Regions from separate parts of the Homo sapiens genome. Here regions 2, 3, 4 and 5 are each linked to region 1. A link is a contact called in ENCODE Hi-C or POLR2A ChIA-PET data. All regions are on one chromosome and are shown on one strand. The core of a region is the stretch at or near the end of the contact, and the rest is flanking DNA. Distances in the headings are between cores, read along the strand shown. Region 1 has its middle 100 kb from the start of FOXN3-AS2. Region 2 overlaps FOXN3 (forkhead box N3). Region 3 holds the start of FOXN3-AS3 (FOXN3 antisense RNA 3). Region 4 overlaps FOXN3 (forkhead box N3). Region 5 overlaps FOXN3 (forkhead box N3).

Region 1 (2,801 bases), core at 159-2,658:
AAAATTTTAAATTACATGTGCACAGCTCTGGGCAACATAGGAAAACCCCATATCTACAAAAAAAAATACAAAAATTAGCCAGGCACGGTGGCATGCGCCTATAGTCCCAGCTACTTGGGAGGTTAGGTGGGAGGGTCACTTGAGCCCAGAAGGTTAAGGCTGCAGTGAGTTGAGACTGTGCCACTGCACTCCAGCCTGGGCAACAGAGTGACACCTCGTCTCAAAAGAAAAAAAAAAATTACATGTGTGGCACACACTATATTCTTATTAGGTATCACTGGGCTAGATCATGTCCAATAGAACTTTCTATCTATAGTGATCAAAATGTTCTATATTTATGCTGTCCATCCAGGTAGCCACTGGACACATGCTGGTATTTAACCCTCGAAATGTGGGTAGTCTGAACTGAGATGTGCCATAAGGTAACACACAGCTACTTCGGAGGTTGAGGTGGGAGGACTGTATTCTGAATCAGGTGCTGGAGAAGGCAGAAGAGTATAGGGAATCAAAAGAGATGGGCAAGCTACAAACGCAGCTCAATTTTGCACAGCTCATAAGACAAATTTCATAATGCAATCTCTTCATCTACACTGAGGGTTAGAATGCCAGGAAAATGCATAACAAATGCCCAACGTGTTGTATAGGCAGAGAGGACAACACACCCAAATATTTGAAACCATGAGCTGTAAATCTGAATCTCAAGCACAGTCTCTATTTCCCTCAAACCTTCTCCCTTGGGTAGATAGGATTATGACAGTGTTGAGAAGGTGCTCTGGAATTCTGTGAGAAACACGGGTCAAATTTTTAGTCCTGCTTCCAATATATATGTCCTCCTTCCAGCCCCAGCCAGAAAAAGAACAGTATTGTGCTTGAAAATTTATGTCAGATCACTACCCACCTTGAAATCCAGCACCTTTTTTCAGATGGAGAGCCATAAGGCATAGATTAAGGTATAAGCAGCCCCTGTAAATCAGAAGGATGGCTAAGCCTGGACAGGACTCAGATTTCATTATTTTAATTTCTGGTCTTCAGTTTCTCAAGGAGCTTTAAAAAAAGCAACACAATAATTCAAATACACTCAAGGTTGAAAATGTATTTTTTTTTTTTTTTTTTGCCCATTTCTCAGAGGTAGGCTTGGCTTCTGAAGCTGTCACCAAGGCATCTCATTGAGGGCAACTGCTGCAGCCAGTGGGAAAAAAAGGGTTTGTTTTCAACATTAAAAAAAAAAAAAAAAGTGAAGGGAGGAAGAAATTCATTTTTTCTTCCAAACCTCCAAGCCTTCACTTGGAGGATACCCACTTCATTGGCATCTTCTGGGTTAAGGAGACAAAGGTCATGTTCTGATGAGAAGACTCAGATCGAGCATAAGTTAAGGAAGTTTCCACCACCCACGTCACCTGCAAAACCACCACGTAGGAAGCACACTGTGAACCCCTGAGAGGGAGCGTGGCTGGTACATAAATCCTTGCTTTCTCTGCACGCTCCTTCTGGGACTTTTGCATTCACCGCAGAGAGTGGGAACTGTAAAAATAGACTATATGTTTCTGAAGAAGTGAAAGACTTATTGCATAATGGTGGTAAACTGTGTCTACTAGAACAGAATGACTGTGCATGCAAACATAAAACTCAAAAAATAGCTACCATTCCAGACAAATTTATTTTTTTTAAATATTCAGCCTAAGGAAAAATATGTGGCTCTATGAGTGGAGTAAAAGCTTTGCTCCCTGACATTGGGAAAGTGGAATGACATTAGGTAGTCCAAAAATCTGGCCAACATATGAGGCTAATTCACACTGACCTCTCCTCAGCTGTAAGTTTCAGGTTATTTCTCTCCTCTTTACTTCCTTTTCTCTTTGTAAGACCTACACAAAAATAGAAAGGAAATAATTTGGAAACAGAAAGTATCAATTTTTGCAGAAGCCCTGTAAGGCACAAATCTACCACTTCCTTCCTTCCTTTTCATCCCTAGGAACAAGAAGAATGAGAAAAACATTCAGACAGACACAGCTGTCAAGTAGAAGAAGAGGCGTCTCCTCAGCCCTGGCCTTTGCTCCCTGCCTTCCCCTTTTCCCACTCTCCCTCTTGCGTTTCTGTGGGGACTCTGGATCACTGCTGAACCTGTTCTCCCTTAATAACTTCTCAACTGTGGATTTGCCAATCCATACAACAAATATTTATTAAGCAACTAGAATGTGCAAGCCTGGGCTAGGTACTGGGGGATGGGAGACCACGGCAAGTGAGAAAGAGAGACACAATGATAAACAAGACATGAGAACTTTCTTAAAGGAATTTAAAATCTAGCAAACAGGCTGGGCGTGGTGGCTCACGCCTGTAATCCCAGCACTTTGGGAGGCCAAGGCGAGAGGATGGCTTGAGGCCAGCCAGGAGTTTGAGACCAGCCTGTACAACATAGTGAGACTCTGTCTTTAAATAAAGTTTTTAAAAATTAGCCAGGCGTGGTGGTGCACATCTGTAGTCCCAGCTACTTGGGAGGCTGGAGCAGGAAGATCACTTGAGTCCAGGAGTTTGAGGCTGCAGTGAGCTATGATCATGCCACTGCACTCCAGCCTGGGGAACAGAGACTCTGTCTCCAAAAATTAATAAATAATAAAATAAAATAAAATCTAGGGTTGATACACTGAGTGTATTAAGTGTTATGATAGTGTGTCATGAAACCTGAAAAATGTCCTTAGGAGAGGCCTTGTCTCAGAATGCCTGGAGGTCTCTGTGGGGTACGCCTGGTAGAAGTTGATGTGACTTTTGGGAAGCAGAAATTGTGAGGGAAATGAGACATATAAGAT
Region 2 (2,700 bases), core at 172-2,671, 300 kb before region 1:
TCTAGATTAAAAAAAACTTCCTTTCTTCAACAAACATCAGCCCCACACCTACCACAATACCAGGAATGAGTCCTAGGAATACCTCATCTAGTTGTAAAAATATATATATAAAGCAATACAGAGATGCAGAGATAAAAATAAGCCCTGTCTTATGGTTCCACTGAGAAGAGGGACATGACCCAGCCTGAGCAGGGAGAATCATGGCAGACTTCTTGGAGGCGATGATGGCTGTCAAAGTCTACAGGATGAACAGGCCTTAGCTAGGGGCAGAGAAGGATAAGGTCATGACTAATGGCAGGAACAACAGCCTTGATGGCTCTCTGAACTGGAGCTAAGGTTGCTGTACGTGTTGTAAATTACATGGTTTTATATCCCATGGAGAAACAGCCTTACAATGAAATCTTTTTATAAACTTGCACCTGGAGATTATGTCTCTCCCCTAAGTCGGCATCTTACCAGGGAAGGAGAATTATGGAATCTGCCGAGTTTCCATTTTTGCCTTGGCTGTCAGGCACTCAATCACAACAAATATATTAGGTCAAGAATTTGGAATATTTGCTTTCCCCTCTCTCTACTGCATTTGTCTATTTTCAATTTTTACCTTAGCGACCTGATTGTGACCTATATGTCTTATGGCAAGCCCTATGAAAAGGAAGTGGGGTATAAATTATAAATGTGCCAATAAAGAATACTGGCTAATACCTACATAAACATGCTAATAAAGAATATTGGCCAATATCTATAGAGAGGGTCCGGGAGGTCTAAAATCTATAACCCTATCACCTTGAGCCTAAGTTAAGATGCCACATGGCCCATCTTTTTCAAAAGTCCAAACCCATCAACTTCAGAGAGGAAAAGGCTTAATTAATTATAGGTAAAGCCATCCGTGTCCTGAGGCAGATGAGACCAATTTCTCTCTGAATAACAAAAGCTGAGGCAAACATTTAAAAAAAAAAAAAAAAAAAAAAGGAGGGCTGGGTGCCATGGTTCACGCCTGTAATCCCAGCAGTTTGGGAGGCAGAGGCAGATGGATCACCTGAGGTCGGGAGTTCAAGGCCAGCCTGACCAACATGGAGAAACCCTGTCTCTACTAAAAATACAAAATTAGCCAGGCATGGTGGCACATGCCTGTAATCCCAGCTACCTGGGAGGCTGAGGCAGGAGAATTGCTTGAACCCAGGACGCGGAGGCTGTGGTGAGCCAAGATCATGCCATTGCATTCCAGCCTGGGCAACAAAAGTGAAACTCTGTCTCAAAAAACAAGGAGTTGGCTAACGTTCTCTCAGGCCTCTTACTGTGAGTGTACATGAGAGGGAGAAAAAAGCAAAAGAGGAGAACAAGATGAGAACTACTTACGTAACTGAGGTGTCAAGATACTGGCTGAAGGCCATCCTCACAAAGACTCACTTCTACTCACTGAGAGAATAAAAGAATTGCAGATTCAGACTCACAACGGTTCTACTCTCCAACAACTGAAAACTTGATCTCTCTTTGCTTTTGTCAACTCAGCAAGTTTATGGGTAGGTTTGACACGCAAATGCCTTCGCTGACAGCAAACAGCTCAGAGGATGCACACGGGGGAGCTCGGGAGGGTGGGTGAAAATTTCACTCTTTCTCCAGATGTAGGAGGAGCTAAGTGTTTGGGGAAAATTAACCAACCAAAAATTATTTTTTAATTGCTTCCTGTGCACAGAGCACTTGCTAAGTGCCACCAGAAATGAAATATAAGGCAACTCCCCTGACATCGAGGAGTGTGTCATCTGCTCTCTAGTGAAAGCAGGAGCACTGGAGTCAGGGACACACATGTGGTCTCCCATCTGTCAAGGTCGTCCACGGACAGCCGCAGAGGCCTGCCCTGCACAACTGCAGGAGGTGCCATTTCACAGGGCTGCAACGTGAAGTCATAGTTCTAATCCTGGCACTACTAGGCTAGGGGAACTTAGCAAGTAACTTAACCAACTTCTAAAGTGGTTTTGAGAATTGAGAGATTAGACAGGTCAGGTTAAGTAAGATAGTGCCCAACACCTAACAAGGGCTCAATCAATGCCAGCTCAACAAATCATCATCTAATTAGAGCCAAAGCACACTCTATTAGTCAGCTCAGACTACCAGAACAAAATACCACAGACTGCGTGGCTCATACAACAGAAGTTACTTTTTCACAGTTCTGGAGTCTGGGAAGTCCAAGGTCAAAGTGCCAGCAGCTTCAGTTCCTGGTAAGGACTCTCTTCGTGAGAAGACGGCTGCCTTCTCACTGTGTGCTCATGGGGACTGCCCTTGGTGTGCGTGCATGAATAGAGTGATCTCTCTTCCTCCTCTTATAAGGCCACCAATCCAATCAGATTAGGACCCCATCCGTATGGTCTCAACCTTAATTAGCTCCACATTGAGGGTTTGCGCTTCAACATATAAATTGGGGGGTGCCAGGCATGGTGGCTCACGCCTGTAATCCCAGCACTTTGGGAGGCCGAGGCAGGTGGATCACTTGAGGTCAGGAGTTCAAGACCAGCCTGGCCAACATGGTGAAACCCCATCTCTACTAAAAATACAAAAAATTAGCCAGATGTGGTGGTGTACCTGTAGTCTCAGCTACTCGGGAGGCTGAGGCACAAGAATCACTTGAACCCAGAAGGCGAAGGTTGCAGTAAGCCGAGATCGTGCCACTGCACTTTAGCTTGGGAGACAGAGCAAAATTCTGTC
Region 3 (2,885 bases), core at 90-2,589, 330 kb before region 1:
GAACCAATGACATGACCCAGTGAGTAACACTCATGTTCTTAACTTCCTAGAAGCAAAGGGAGATGAAATACTTCTGAGGTGCAGAGTGGAAAACCCAGAGAAGGGTATTCCATGCAGCTTGGAGAGTCGGGGGGTGGGGGTAGAATGACAAAGAAACATGAGAATCTGGGAAATATTTCAATAATTAGTGTCACGTCCTCCTTCACCAACCTTGTACATCGGCAATTCTCCACTCCAATCCTGGTTCTCTTCCATTTGGGGAGTGGCTATGGCCACAAGGAGAAAACCAAGCATATGGCTCTGTCCTTCTGGACATGTCTACTATGTTGGCTGGGCTGCTTTGGAAAATCCCACTTTCTCTCCTACAGCTATATGACCTCAAGTTGTCATTTCGAATAAAGTATGCTTCCACTGATTTTTATGAACACAGACAAAAGCTGCTACAACCTTCCCCCCCACACACCAAACCTTTCAAATCAACTGTAGTTGCTATGTAAGGTTATTTGTTTCTAAGGCAACAGTGTATATCTAAGTACTAATGGCCTGTCCTTTTGCCAGGCAACAAACAGCCTTGTGATGCAACTGCACCTGTCTCGGCTACGCGTTACTATGGAGACGCTCCAGTTGCTATGGGTACCATCACGCTAATCGCCTAGCAAAGGCAGACATACAGCAGTCTTCTCAGAGAGCCCAGCTGTTCCTCCCTGTCTCTTGCTGAAGACTGATTGTCTAGGGCCTGTGATGGAATGCTTCTCAACTGAGATGCAGAAGAACTTCATTAATGCTATTTCAGAAGATCACTTTGTGCTCCCTCCTGCAGAACAAACAGCAGACTAGGAAAAGAATCTGCAAAGAAGTGGACTGTAAAATTCCTGAAGTCTATGACATCATGCCATCCCTAATTAACCTCAACTTGCAGTCCAAGGATAATTCCTCTTAACTAGGTGGTTACGATAGAAACATTTCTATACATTTTTAAATATTTTTTTGTAGAACTGAGGAATGCACTTCAAATTCAAGTACTATGTATTCATAAAAATTGATCTTAAAAATTTGGTTCTGATTATTTGGCTCTCTTTTGGAATCTAACATTAAGACACTTTTTAAAAAAGTGACAGGCTACTTACCCTCCCTTCCAATGATATATTTGTAAAAATGGTACCCATGACCTTACTGTCTCAAACAAATGGGCATGTGAGGAGGATAAAATGTCTCTATTGTTTCTACTGTTCTCCTTGAAGAAGCAAAGACCAAGTAACCACAACAAAATGGTCACCTGGGAGCACCGTCTACATGGAGACTGCGAAAGACAACAGTGGGGACAACTGAGTGAGCCTCCACTGAATGTCTGCAGAGACCGGCCAGATGAGGGGATGATGGAGTTGCCTGCTTGACTCGTTCCTGTACTTTTATCCCAACAAAACATGACACACACCGAGATGTGAAAGCTGTCGACTTTTCTTTGTAAATGTTTCTACCCAGGAAGACATGATTTCACCCACCATGAAGCCTTCTGGAAGCACATTCCTCTGACGCTGCAGCAGCGGTAAGGTTTGTAGGAAATACAACAGTGGATATGCCTCCTAATAATACTTAATTTCTTTCTCATTTACCTGCAGTTATTTTTAAAATCTCGTACGGCCTATTAAATTAATTTCCGCGCAGGTCTCTGCCAAAATAATGCCATTTCAGTAGACCAAAAAAAAGAAGTCTGAATTGCTTACCTTTGATATGCCTGAGGACAGGTGGGAGGTGTATTGAACACGTGTGGGTGTGGGTGATAAGGTGTCTTTTTCAAAGCCTGAATTAGATTTTGTCTATACTCTGGGTCTATGCACCACAACGACCCTTTCCCAATACTCTGCAAAGAAAATTAAAATACAAAGGCATTAATAGAGAATTATTAAGTACTTTGCAATAAGTAGATGTATAGCTATTATCACTTCTTTATTTTTAAAAGCTTCTCATTTGTTGACTGTTTGCCAGCCTTAAATATTATACTGACAGTAGAACTCCATAAAATGCACTTCAATCTTACTTGTATTATGTTTGATAGGCAAAATGAACATATTATTACCAGGTTATGGTGATACAACAATATTACAATTTTCATACCCAAACTACCAATAAAATGAGAATCTCATTGTTTTTCAGCGTCAACATTGAAGAACACGTGCATTCTCTTCTAAAAATGAATTTAACTGTGTCAGATTTCTAAAGTTTGGGGAAAAAAAAAAGAGGGCCGAGACACCCCCAAAAGTCCATCTCTGCTCCAGAAATTTAGTTATGTTTTAAAACCATATGACATCGGGATCATTTTATAAAAACAGAAAAGTAATCCCCTTGTTTCTTTCCAGCTTACTCACAAAAGAATGACATTTACTCTTGGAATAGAATTCTGTAATTACCTTCCCTAAGCAACAAAAGAACTCAGGCAGCAATGGTAAAGCCCAACTCAGAATCCACTATTTATTTTTTGGATTCCTCAGTTCCCAGCAATCGACTCCAGCCATTAAGAGTTGAATCTTTAGAAGTCAAACTTTAAAATGCAAATTTTCTAAAACCGTTCTGTGGAGAGAGGGAGGCTTCCTGTGAGGCCCACTTCCTGTGAAGCGTTTGGTCTATGGACAGCCTATTTTTAAAAATGTAAGTCCTTCCTTTGAGGCCCCCCGGAACTGGCAGCAGGCCGACGGGCAATCGTTCCTCTGGCCGCACACTTTCAAGTGACCGAATGTACCCAAACTGTTTGATAAGGTCATTTGTAAATATTTACTGATTTGCAGAGAAAAGAAGTTAAATTACATAAACCCGTGCCCACCTCCTGCTTTCAGCCAACAGTAAGATTGATGTTGTCCTCCAACATTTAGAAAGCAAACAAGAAGCTG
Region 4 (2,700 bases), core at 83-2,582, 380 kb before region 1:
GGGTCTGAGAAGGTATGCTACTTCTCTCCCTTTCATCTGCCCTTCTCTGTCCACCTCCACCCTCTTCAAAGGCTGCCCACCTCCGCCCTCTTCAAAGGCATTGTTCAAAGGAGTCACAGGCCACCAAGTTTTAGTACTGTGCTACAGCTTAGCCTTTCCAGGGAGGACACTTTATGTGTAGGGCATTCTTTGCCTGCACTAAACTGCTACCACTTCATATACACAGATTCAGGGACTTTTGCTAGCAATGACTCCACTTTAATTTGTGTATAATCCAGTCAATCGTGTGCTCAAAATGACTCCTGGCTCCCTGTGACCTGTGCCACTTCCAGGTTCTTTAGCACTAAACAATTGGCTCCACTTGCTCCAGCTTCTCCTGCCACCCCTTGTCTTTTAGTTTTTTTCGCTCTGACAATACCAAGTTGCTCATGGTCCCTTGGAGACACCAGAGCGCCTTTGACCTCTGTCATTGCTACTCAGTTGCCCCTGCTTGGAATGTCCCTCACTCCCTTGTTTTCTTTGCAAACTTTTATGCTGTCTTGAAAATACTGCTCCTCCTGTCTTCTTCCTGCCTCCCTCCATGCTGAGAGCAGATCCTATCTGTCTTATGCTGTCTCCTTTCCATGAAACACAGGGTATTATAAGTTAGTTATTTATGGAGCTAGACTGTGAGCTCTCTGAAGACACTGACGATCTGATTCAGCTCATGTCCCCAGGAGCTGGCATGGAGTAGGTGTTCAATAAACATCTGCTAAAAAAAAAAAACAAAAAAAAAACTAGCCCTATAAAGTATATAGGGCTGGTATTATGATCCTCATTTTGCAGCTAAGAACACTTAATTCAGAAAGGAAAAGTCACTTAATGAGGGTCGCATGGCTAGTAAGTGACTCATGCTCTCTTCATTGCCATGATGCTTACATAACTACCTCCCGTTTCCTGCTGTCTCTTGAGTTTGGTGATCTACAGAAAAGAAAAGGAAAACTGAAGAAACAATACAAACACTTCAAAAGTTTAATGGATGTTTCTGAGCATCTATACATCGCCTTCTTCTCAGAACAGACATTGAGGACAGTCCTATAATTCACTATTATCAGTGTATCTACTTTAACTTGGAGCCCAGGCAACCAAGCACTAAATTAACACTGCCCTGTCTCTGCAAAGGTGATGGGGGACAAGACGCCTTGTAACTTTGAAGAAGAGATTTACACACCCCTGTGTCTCCCATATAAATGGACTCAAGAGCTGCAGCAGTCCATAAATGATCCTTTCTTTCCACTGTTGATAGTTGAAGGCAGCCGTTTCCAGCTTCTTGCCGGTGATCACTCTGCTAAAAATAGCTTTGATGCTGTCACATGCAAACTTGAACAGAACCTGAAAGCAGTTCCCCTTTTAGTTCTGAGCTGGTTCAACTTTAAAAGAGAGGCAGCTGTGAACACACTCCAGCGTGTTTACATGATGCTGAAGTAGTTCAGCTCGTAGTAAAAATACCACTGAAAAGGGACAGGCTTGGGTTTGCAGCCTCTGCTGACGACATTTCTTCCTGCTGAGCTGGAGCCCGGGAAGGGGCGGGAAGGGGCGGTAAGGTTAGCAGGGAAAATCCAAAATGTCCAGTTTGAAGGGGAAAGTGGCTGTGAGCAGAACCGCGGTGAAGACAGGAGAGAGATGTTTGTTGAGATGTGAGATTTCTGACTATGGTGGAGGTGGGGGCAGGAGAGGCGGCAAAGATCATATAGAAAAGAGAACTTAGACAACAGGGGGTGCTTTTTAAAAATTCTGTTAAAAATATCTAAGGGCTGTTTTTTTAGAAATCAAGGAAACAAAGGATGAAATACATTCAACATCTTGGCCATTCATTTGATACCTTATGTTGGTTTGCTGGGCAAATGGATGATTCTGGATGTGTTCTGAAAACTGGGCCCAAAACTAAGGATAAAGCAGAGTATGGGCTTGGAAACCAGAGAAAACCTGGGCATTCAACCCGGCTGCTCCTCGTCTGGCCCCCATAAAACTTGGCTTAAGCACTGGTGTCTCCCAGACCTTCTGCACAGAGCTGGGAGTTAAGTGAGAAAATACACACCGAAGTGCCTGGTGGAGCGGGGGACCCTGACCCATAATAGACAACGTCCTTTAAAAACATATACCCAGAGGAGAGGAAGCTGACAGTGATCTGCGGACAAATCTGGAATACAGTGTAGTTTCTTAAAAAAAAAAAAAAAAAAAGTACCAACCAAATAAATAGTGTTTTTTCTTCCTTCTTAATTCTATGTGGCCAAAGCATGACTCACACTATATTTGCTTATGAAATGAGAATTCATTTTACGAAGTTGTCCTAGAAAACTTACGCTGAGCCCGGCTGATCTGGAGGGGACGAGAGGAAGGCCTGGCCAGCACCAGGACGGATCACACAGGCCGGGTGCTGGTGTCTGTACCCACTGAGGGCCACTAGGAGATGGGAACTGAGGTCATCGATGGTGAACTCGCGGCTCCTGCTTAAGAACCAGAATCCTGACTTCAGACGTTTATGCTGGAGCTTCACATATGTTTCAGAACCCATCGTTCAACAAAAACCTCAGATTCATCTTAAGAGCCCTTGAGAAAAGGACGCCTCTATGACATCACTGTCCTACCCGATGAGTTTCAGTACCATGAGCAGATGACATGTGACCCAAGTACGAAGTGAGCAGGTTCTCTAAACAAGCT
Region 5 (2,951 bases), core at 286-2,785, 350 kb before region 1:
AATAAGCTGCCTATGTCATTCAGCCATGGGACTGGCACAGAAGGAAAAGAGGACAAGTAGTACTCAGAGGCCACGGATGCAGGCCTCCTCCATCTCAGCTTACCTGCTCCTGTGCTCAGCTTATAACCATGCAAGGCCTCGGCCTGCCATCTGGGAAATACAGCAAAGTAGATGATATAAGAGAGGCCACCGACCCTCACCACTGTGCAATTCTTCGGCAGCTGGACCACACCAGAAATCATGTTGCCCAAGATATAGCACCCCTCACGGAACCAAGCCTAGTACATGGGTAACAGATTCATTCTGACATAGATAGTAGGTGTTAATTTTTCCCAGGCTGTGATGCTTACACACCCTTTAATACTAATAAAGCAGGAATCAAACCAAAACCCCAAGCTCTTTTTCATTATTATTTCCAGAATATCCATGGAAAAAGTCCTCAACATTTAAAACTCGGAACATAGCAGAAGGGATTTGGGGTGTGCCAGTGGTCCTCAACTGGGGTTGGTTTTGCTCCCCAGGGAACATCTGGCAATATCTGCAGACGTTTTCCATCACCACAACTTGGTGGTGGGTGGGGGTGCTACTGGTACCTGGTGGGTAGAGGCCAAGGATGTTTCCAGACATCCTACAAGGCACAGGACAGCCTCTCACAATAAACAATTCTCTGGCCCCTGCCGGACGCGGTGGCTCAAGCCTGTAATCCCAGCACTTTGGGAGGCCGAGGCGGGCGGATCACAAGGTCAGGAGTTCGAGACCATCCTGCCTAACATGGTGAAACCCTGTCTCTACTAAAAATACAAAACAAATTAGCCGGGTGTGGTGGCGGGCACCTGTCCCAGCTACTAGGGAGGATGAGGCAGGAGAATGCTGTGAACCCGGGAGGCGGAGCTTGCAGTGAGCCGAGATCGTGCCACTGCACTCCAGCCTGGGCGACAGAGCGAGACTCAGTCTCAAAAAAAAAAAAAAAAAAAAAAAAAAAAAAAAGAATTATCTGGCCCCAAATGTCAATAGTACCAAGGCGGAAAAACCCTGGGTGGACCTAAAACTCACAGACTATGCTAACGGTTTCAAGATCATTATCATGATGTGTGCCAGCCATCCCTGCTCCCCCGCCATTTGTGGTAAAGTTCAATGTAACATAAAAATAAACTATTTTCTTAGCTCCCAGTAAGCCCAGTTAACTATTTTCACTGGTGGAGTTAGAGAGACATCCTCCAGGTTTCCTTTAATGCTGCTGCTGACTTGAGGGCTGCAGAGATTCTGACAGGGTGGCTGGAAGCACAAACCTGTTTGTCAATAACAGTGGAGGGGCTAGAAGCACAGGGGTGCCTGCCAGGTAGTAAGAAATCTCCAATGCCCTCAAATAGAGCCAGCGGTAGACTCCTATCTGCCACAGCTTGTACGGGCAGAAATTGCCCTGCACTGGGAGTATCAAAAATCTTAAGTCAGCTACAAGAAAGAAACAGACATCCCGCTTCTGCTACCCAGCTGCCCCTGACCTCATTTCTGGCTCACCCCGAGTCTTCTGACTCTCATATCCAAACATGTGAAGCAAGAGTACAGAATGGAGCCAGCGTGAATCACTGTAACTTGTGGGTAGGAGCATGTCGCTTGAATTGCCATTTGCAGGGAGCCTGGAGGTCTTGCAAAGAAAGAGGGAAGAGTAAAGAGAGAAAAGGCTATTTGTTTATGGGTTAAGGCTAAAGACCAACTGATGAAAGGGGTGAGACCAAAAGAAAAACCATAAACGATGTTTTTCCTTGGCATTCCAAAAGCAAATTGTGGGTTTATCCAAATGCTGCAATTGGAAAAATCAGAGCTATTAGCACATGAAAGGTCATTGGCTAAGCATCACTCGCTGCTGTAAAATGCATCACCTGTGGAAATGCCAGCAGTCATCACCTGCCAGGGATTCCAGAATCAAGGCCACACTTGGCCACAGTCGGTTCCATGGATTCCTAAGGCCAGGGAGCCTGTCCTGTTTGCCTCAGAATCCTCAGGACCTGGGCCCACCAAGGGGTAGGCTGAAGGAATAAACGGCTGCTGGAATGTGAAATGAGGTCTGTCTACAAGAAATGCTACGTTGTTCTGTTTCCTCTTCTTCTTTTGCGCCTAGATTCATTTTGGAATGTGTGATAAAATACACAAAATATGAAATTTGCCACTTAAACAATTTTTTAGGTGTACATACAGTTCAGTGGCATTTGGTGTATTCACACTGTTGTGCAACCATCCCTACTATTTATTTCCAGAACTTCTTCATCATCCCAAACTCTGTACACATTAAATACTAACTCCCCATTCCCACCTTCCCCCAGGCCCTGGTAACCACTAATCCACTTTCTGTCTCTATGTTATTTGTCTATTCTAGGAAAACTTCATATAAGTGGAATCATATGATATTTGTCCTTTTGTATCTGGCTTTTTTCACTCTGCATAATGTTCAAAGTTCATCTATGTTGTGGCCTGTGTCAGAATTTCATTCTTTTCCAAGGCTGAGTAATATTCCATTGTCTGTACAAGACACGTTTTGTTCATCCACCACCTGCTGATGGACGTTTGCGTTGTTTCCCTGAGTGTTGCTTTTTAAACAGGATGGTCTATGGATTTAGCAAAAGCAGTGGTGAAGGGGACTGAGGATGAAGAACAGACTCAGACTCAATCTGTTACTAACTCCCCGTGTGATCTTAGGACCACATGGGTCTCCTCTGTGTTTTCAGTTGTAAAATTGAGGAACTGAATCAGACCAGTCTTCTCCAGCGTATTTTTGGCCACCATTTATAGTAACAAATAGGCTTCATTCTGACTGAGTTCACACAAATATACCATACATAACTGAAACAAAGGTTTCACAAAATAATAGCCTCCTCTGTGCAATGCACTCTGGTATTTCTTATTCTACTGTATTATTTTTTGTAAAACAAAAAGATAGTTGTAACCCCTACATT

What was found. A loop is a pair of places that touch in the nucleus more often than their neighbours do. ChIA-PET counts read pairs that join two places held with the same protein, here RNA polymerase II (POLR2A). Pooled maps may share reads with other maps.
Region 2: a map with no recorded cell type shows a loop between it and region 1 (8-fold over the local background). The contact joins two enhancer-like sites. A Hi-C loop is called at or near these places in 1 of 37 single-sample maps with no recorded cell type and 4 of 50 pooled maps. POLR2A ChIA-PET finds 5 or more read pairs at or near these places in 4 of 52 experiments (H1, OCI-LY7, Panc1 and 1 more).
Region 3: a loop to region 1 is called in a pooled map, with 4 times the contacts of the local background. The contact joins the promoter of FOXN3-AS3 here to the enhancer-like site in region 1. A Hi-C loop is called at or near these places in 3 of 37 single-sample maps with no recorded cell type and 8 of 50 pooled maps. POLR2A ChIA-PET finds 5 or more read pairs at or near these places in 1 of 52 experiments (activated CD8-positive, alpha-beta memory T cell).
Region 4: a pooled map shows a loop between it and region 1 (8-fold over the local background). The contact joins two enhancer-like sites. A Hi-C loop is called at or near these places in 5 of 37 single-sample maps with no recorded cell type and 4 of 50 pooled maps. POLR2A ChIA-PET finds 5 or more read pairs at or near these places in 1 of 52 experiments (activated naive CD4-positive, alpha-beta T cell).
Region 5: a map with no recorded cell type shows a loop between it and region 1 (8-fold over the local background). The contact joins two enhancer-like sites. A Hi-C loop is called at or near these places in 2 of 37 single-sample maps with no recorded cell type and 3 of 50 pooled maps. POLR2A ChIA-PET finds 5 or more read pairs at or near these places in 1 of 52 experiments (H1).

Annotation. Positions count from the first base shown.
Region 1 is chr14:89,679,748-89,682,548 of GRCh38, forward strand. No RefSeq gene overlaps it. Among named protein-coding and RNA genes, the nearest start is that of FOXN3-AS2, 100 kb to the left of the region's middle. Within about 2 kb of position 1,409, at least 8 of the 41 ENCODE cell types and tissues checked have a DNase peak (open chromatin) inside an H3K27ac peak, as active enhancers do.
Region 2 is chr14:89,384,554-89,387,253 of GRCh38, forward strand. All of the region lies in intron 2 of FOXN3 (forkhead box N3), which reads right to left. Among named protein-coding and RNA genes, the nearest start is that of FOXN3, 31 kb to the right of the region's middle. RefSeq lists enhancers at 1,450-1,519, 1,570-1,619, 2,000-2,099. Within about 2 kb of position 1,422, at least 13 of the 41 ENCODE cell types and tissues checked have a DNase peak (open chromatin) inside an H3K27ac peak, as active enhancers do.
Region 3 is chr14:89,348,948-89,351,832 of GRCh38, forward strand. It overlaps FOXN3-AS3 (FOXN3 antisense RNA 3), which reads left to right and starts at 1,340. Exons shown (of 2, transcript NR_188029.1): 1 at 1,340-1,546. FOXN3 (forkhead box N3) reads right to left here. Exons shown (of 6, transcript NM_005197.4): 3 at 1,725-1,861. RefSeq lists a silencer at 2,469-2,518.
Region 4 is chr14:89,302,744-89,305,443 of GRCh38, forward strand. All of the region lies in intron 3 of FOXN3 (forkhead box N3), which reads right to left. Among named protein-coding and RNA genes, the nearest start is that of FOXN3-AS3, 46 kb to the right of the region's middle. RefSeq lists enhancers at 973-1,042, 1,073-1,132, 1,233-1,432, 2,346-2,615. Within about 2 kb of position 1,333, at least 31 of the 41 ENCODE cell types and tissues checked have a DNase peak (open chromatin) inside an H3K27ac peak, as active enhancers do.
Region 5 is chr14:89,328,901-89,331,851 of GRCh38, forward strand. All of the region lies in intron 3 of FOXN3 (forkhead box N3), which reads right to left. Among named protein-coding and RNA genes, the nearest start is that of FOXN3-AS3, 20 kb to the right of the region's middle. RefSeq lists enhancers at 1,215-1,464, 2,404-2,453. Within about 2 kb of position 1,536, at least 6 of the 41 ENCODE cell types and tissues checked have a DNase peak (open chromatin) inside an H3K27ac peak, as active enhancers do.